Regions from separate parts of the Mus musculus genome. Here region 2 is linked to region 1. The links are chromatin loops, found by intact Hi-C in ENCODE. Cell type or tissue: gastrocnemius. All regions are shown on one strand. Links, peaks and the distances in the headings refer to the core of each region. The heading gives the core; the rest is flanking DNA. Region 1 overlaps Cog5 (component of oligomeric golgi complex 5). Region 2 overlaps Cog5 (component of oligomeric golgi complex 5).

Region 1 (2,843 bases), core at 344-2,843:
TGTGGTGGTGGGAAGGAAATGACCTTAGGTATAAAGGAGCAAGCCAAGGGCCATGAATGCTGCTGCCATTTGCTGTCTCCTGTCCCTAGTACAAACCAAAGATTATCAAAGCAACGGCACAGCAACACATGGAAGTACTTAACTAAGTTCAGACTTTCCATCATAAAACCTACCAAAAACTAAAAACCCGAAAATGCTGTAGCTGTAGGCTGCCCTGTCTGTTTTACTATGTGCGCAAAGGGTCTGTCTGAGCATGTGTGTCCAAGGCTTTTTCTCCCCTAGCTGAGCTCTGGGGGAGACACAGCTATGTGCATTCTTTCACGTGCCTTCAGGACAAAGGAAAGGAGCACATACTGAGATGAAGACTGAAATCGGCCATACTGCACCACTCACCTGGCACAGCCACTGTAGCTCTAATGCACGTGTAAAGGCTGTTGACACTGGTCTGTGGCACTGTGCTGTTCCAGGAACAGACGGTCTTGTTTCCATATCGGTGCTATCAAAACTGTTGGACTTATGACAGTTTTCTTTTGCATTTACAGGGGAGCCCTGGAAGCTTATGTTCAGTCAGTGAGAAGCAGGGACGGTAAAGAATTTGCACCAGTTTATCCCATTATGGTTCAGCTGCTTCAAAAGGCTATGTCTGCTCTTCAGTGACTTGCAGTCTCCATGAACAGACCCGTCCAAAGGTGGCAACTACAACTAAAGATCATGGTTGATTTTCTGTCCTTCCTCTTTCTGTTACCTCCAGCACTTTTTCTTTAAATGTCAGAATAGCTCAAGCATCTCAGCCTTCACATAGCACCCACATGGCTTTTTCATAAAGCTACCTATGTTCCCCTTCTCAGACGATGGAGGAAGGCTATTTTACTTGCTGTCATAGTTGGCTCATTATTTTCACTGCTTATGAAGGGACAGTATCCTCCCAGCCTGCCACTTTCTTTAGTGTTAAGCACATAACGAACCAGTGAAAGAAGTCACATCGGCAGGGAGTTGAGGAGTATACACCTGACAGAGCCACTCTACCCCAAAGTGATGTGGGCATGTAGTCAAGCCCAGTAACTATGGCGGAGCCCAAGGCTGAGGCAGACACACTGCTAAATGCTCTTTACTGGATCTAACTACAGCTTTAAATGAAGTCAGGGTTTCTTTACAGTCATTTTACTAGAAACAGGCACTCAGGGCCTTATTTTTTAGTCTTTACTCCATTGTTAACATTCTTTAATTTTTAAAACCCCACCAGAAACCTACTTATAACACCAGAACTCAGTTTTATCAAGAATTTGTTTTCCATCTGCCAATCAGATTATACTGATAGGTATCATGAATTCAGTCAACCAGAAATCAAAGACAGACCTTTTTTTTCCTTTTATTTGAAATAATATACAAGAATATAGTGTGCAAAATTGAGGGGCAATATGTTTAACAAGTGTAAATCAATTTTACAGCTGTGATTACTAACCAAAACTCTCACTTGGTAAGTAACATGAGAAGCCATGATTGTAGCTCAGAGCAAGAGCAGCAGGACTGCTGAAGTACTTGCTCTGTCTCAGAAGCCGGAGGGAGTAAAGTGCAAGTGGTGCACTGCAGTAAGTGCAAAGTCTGCCCCACCAGAGACACACTGACAGCACAGATGAGGGTATGTGGCTGAGGAGACAGGAACGCGGTCAAACACAATGGTGTCGACTGGTAACAGCACCATTACAATGACTGTCCCAATGCTATTAACTGACTGCACCTTGGCCTGGCTTGGGCCCCACTGGGAATCATGGAGCTGTGCTGCCCCCTGGTGCATCCACTCAGCACATGCCCATGGTATCTGAAGCAGGTGGCTCTTTGAGCTGAGACAATGACACCGACACCATCCACCTGCCATGTTATGTTGTCTCTTGGCACTGGCCAGACTAGAAGCAACTGTGTTTGGCAGAGATGCTGGGCCATGTGGTGGCTATTCATGGAAAGGCCAGCGTCTGCTTCACTCCTGATATCGTGGGTACAATACAGATTAATAAGCAGTAAGGAGCTGATGTATAAACAGCAGTTACGTATTTTTAAATTCCCCTTCGTACAATTTAAAATAAAACGTATACACATCTTTCTACTGTACTTTAGCACCACAGGATATCAATTTTCAAGCCTATATTACCTGATAGATATATGAAGTTTGGAAGGAAAATAAGGCAATTTGGTTTACAATGTTGATAGTTATAGCTTAATGCTCTAATGGAGAAAGCAATCCTCACCCATTAAATCATTACAAAACTCAATGCTCCCAGCATTTTATGGTCACACAAATGTAGACAAATGGTGAGACCAAGGTCTTCCAAGCTTTTCCATCCAGAGTCAGTACTTATGCAGATGCAGACTTACAAACACAAGCATCAGGTTTAATGCTGTTGAGAGCCCTGTGGAAACAAAATAATTGGTTCTCAGTTTCCTAATGGCTCATAGCTTAAGTATCTGGAAAATTTAAACAAATGTGAGACCAGCATGCACAGAAAAGTGCTAATGTCCCAAATGAAGTTCCAGACATTAGAGAATTTGTAGGGAATGGCTGTGTGGTTCCATAGATATACTTTGCCTTTAAGCACAGAACCTTGGGTTCAAACCCCTGCACTAAATAAAAGGCGGCAAGACCAACACTTGAGTTTGTTCTGTGACTTGAATGTACACATACACAGAACCTGAGCTTGTATTGCATAGCTGTAATCCCTGAAAGGACCGCAAGGGTTGGAGGCGGAAGCATCAGAAGGTGAAGGTCATCCTTGGAGACAAAAGCAAGTTTGAGGCCAGCCTGGGCTACTTATGAAACCTCGACTCACACACATATACACCAAAAAACA
Region 2 (2,922 bases), core at 147-2,646, 80 kb before region 1:
ATTGCAGACATTTATAATTAAGAAAATTATAAGCATATATACTAACAAGTATTGTTTTTAAAGATGAATTATTGGGATTTTCCAGCACTAAAATTACTCCCTGGTAATTTCAAGGCCTGGACTCTAGACTCCTATTGTAAATGTCAAATGCTTTGAACTGCGAAAAGTACATGGACGTATAATTAAGTTGCAGACCAGTTGCGGCAGTAATAGAGTGACATTTAGTAGAAGGTTTCCATTTCAGTGCAGGTCAGCAGCTTTGTACGAGGTCAGGATTTCTAGACCTAGGATTTTTTTTTTAAGCTTTGTAAATATATACTTTGTTTCATGAATAATTTCATAAGTGACTTGGAGATTTGACATTCATTCACTTTGGAAGAAAATTTATATGTGTGTTATTATGTGGTGATATAAAGTGACCAGAGGTTACTGTTATTTTTAAAAGGGTTATTTGATGGAGAATGTAACATTATCTCTATGGATAGCACTCTGTGTTGTATAGCATCACAGTGATCTCTGCTGTCACATTCAAACAAAAGAGCAAAGGGAGTCTGGAATTACTAGGAAGAGTTTAGTGTGTACATGAACAGTAGCCATGTATCCTTGGTTCTCAAGAAAACAGCACTTTGCTATAATGCAAACACACTGGTCTCGTTAGGCTAATGAGCCTGCTGATTACCAGACAGACTTCCATTTTCCTGTCCTTGTTTTCATCCTGAACTGCTTTAAGATCATAGCTTTCTGACTGGCTTTCCAGATTTGTAAGTTTTTGTTTTTCTGGAAGCTATTACAGATCGGTAATAGATAGACTGGTGGCTTGTCTAAAAGTTGGAGAGGTATCCTGTTGACAGAGAATAATGGTAAAAACTCATTATTAAATAGTTTCAGGAGGAATAATCCACAGTCTTTCCTGGGCGCTCTGTGCCCACAGTTCCAAGCTGCTCGGGACAAGAATACCCTTTGATCTCATAAGGTTGAGACCAGTTTGGGTAGCAAAGTATGACCCTTCTCAAAAAAATAAAATTAAAATTTCAGTAGAAGTCTGCCAAAGTTTCTCTTAGTCATGCGTCATGAGTTGCCACAGGACAGTGCTATAATAGACAAGCTGGACGGCACTCATTTCCCAGACTGTGAGGATCAGAAGAGCTGTAAGCCAGGTGCTTGGCTTGCCTGGCCTTTGTCATGTGGTGGCTGACTGGCCCTAATCTTAGGTAAGACTGCTCTGTAATTTTGGCAGCAGACTTGCTTCATGGGAAATAGTCATGGGCAAAAACCTATCTTGATAAGTTTGGCTCCCCAAAGCATCTCATCCACAATGCAGAGTTCAAGCGTTTGGGCTGTCTCTGCAAACACCAGAACCAGCCACAAGGCCAGAGGAAATCCAATTCAGCACAACTTAGTAGCTGGCTTGGCAGTTTATTGTAAGCATATTTAAGTACAGAACAATTTGGGGAAAAGTTTCCTGGTGTAACACAGTCTGATGTGAACAAGGAGGCATAGTTACATCAAAACTCTTCTCAAAGTACATGTCACTTCTTCCATGAAGACTACATGTTTCGTCGTAAGGGCCTAGGGGAGGGTCTGGAGTGGTCTCTGTCATACAGATAATGGAGAGGTCATCCTGGCTACTGGCCACCTCCGTTCCTGGTTGTGGGAGCTTGAGGAAACCAGGTACAGCCTGGGCCCTACACACACCACACGGTTACCTAGGCTGTTAGTCGCCTCCATTCACAGCCTTCTCGGTTTTCCTTTGGAGACACAACCCTACTTATTTAACATTCCTGGTCCCCCTAGTGCTGTCTTGGAAGCACAACCATTGAGCTCCCAACATAAGAGTAAAGAATGTAGATGCAAAATGCTGATGAAGCCATTTCATAGAACCAAAGTGGGGGTGGGGGGTGGGGGTGGGACATGGCAACAGCATCAGAGAAAAATCATGACCCCACCCCAATTGAAACCTGTCAGTGTGTATGTGTGTGTGTGTACACGTGTTGTTTTATGCATCTGACTGCTTTTATCCAATTACTGATTCCCATCCTGCTTGAAGCCTAAGAGTGTATATTTGTTTAATGTTGTGCCATTTGACTATTACCTTCAAGTAGAAGGTAATACCAAAGAAGAAAGAAATGTGTTGCTATGGTAATCTGCTTAATTTGTTAGTATTATAGGTTTCTTTTAAAGGGTTTTATTTGATCTGGCATCTTGCTATACTGCCCAGCTAGCTGTCCCTGAACTTTTGGGCTCAAGTAGTCTTCCTTTTGCAGTCTCAAATACAAATGTTCTGATGACAGCTGGCCATGGAGCCCTTCCCTTGAGTGTCTTATTAATGATGCTGCGCATGCTGGCCCTTGGCATGTTCTTAAAATGTGTACTTCAACTCCTTTTCATTATCACAGGCTTCATAATAATTCAAGAATTTTTACCTATTACCTCCACATTTCTGTCAATAAAAATATTTTAGTTTTCCCAGTGTATTCCAAAGTGTGGCGCTCCATTAGTCTCTGTATCCTTTACATTCAGTCCAGGAAGTGTTAGAGACTTGGGAAGGAATAGGGCAGTTGAGTTTTAGCCAGTCATTTTCACGGCTGCGTTCCTTCCCATTTTGCTTTAATACCATCAAGAAGTGCTTGCTTTGAGTCTCCCTGCCTAGTTCTTTCAGCCTGCCTCCAAGCTCTTTACACAGCTAGGCAGGCCTCCAGCTCATAGTCCTCCTGCCTCAGTTTTCTGCAGCAGCATGCCCAGTAAGACTTTTAAAGTAACTTGACTTTTCAGAAATTGCCATAGCGAGGATTAGTTTTCTTACTATTAATATATGTTTGTTTGGGACAGGGTTTCTCCGTGTAGCCCTGGTTATCCTGGAACTCACTCTGTAGACCAGGCTGGCCTTGAATTCAGAGATCTGCCTGCCTCTGCCTCTGCCTT

What was found. A loop is a pair of places that touch in the nucleus more often than their neighbours do. Peaks named below come from ENCODE experiments on the same cell type or tissue, not always from the same donor. Only the 100,000 strongest peaks of a DNase experiment are listed, where the experiment ranks them.
Region 2: a loop joins it to region 1, with 2.4 times the contacts of the local background. A loop is called at or near these places in 4 of 42 quality-filtered maps.

Annotation. Positions count from the first base shown.
Region 1 is chr12:31,925,103-31,927,945 of GRCm38, forward strand. Cog5 (component of oligomeric golgi complex 5) reads left to right here. Exons shown (of 23, transcript NM_001163126.1): 22 at 543-689. The coding sequence ends at 657. Hbp1 (high mobility group box transcription factor 1) reads right to left here. Exons shown (of 11, transcript NM_153198.3): 11 at 1,353-2,405. The coding sequence ends at 2,388. Among named protein-coding and RNA genes, the nearest start is that of Hbp1, 24 kb to the right of the region's middle. In gastrocnemius, for the core only: a CTCF peak has its summit at 1,796 (motif pointing left); a DNase peak (open chromatin) is centred at 1,826.
Region 2 is chr12:31,845,121-31,848,042 of GRCm38, forward strand. All of the region lies in intron 14 of Cog5 (component of oligomeric golgi complex 5), which reads left to right. Among named protein-coding and RNA genes, the nearest start is that of Hbp1, 100 kb to the right of the region's middle. In gastrocnemius, for the core only: no CTCF peak of the experiment used is centred there; a DNase peak (open chromatin) is centred at 1,621; H3K27ac peaks cover 1,618 bases.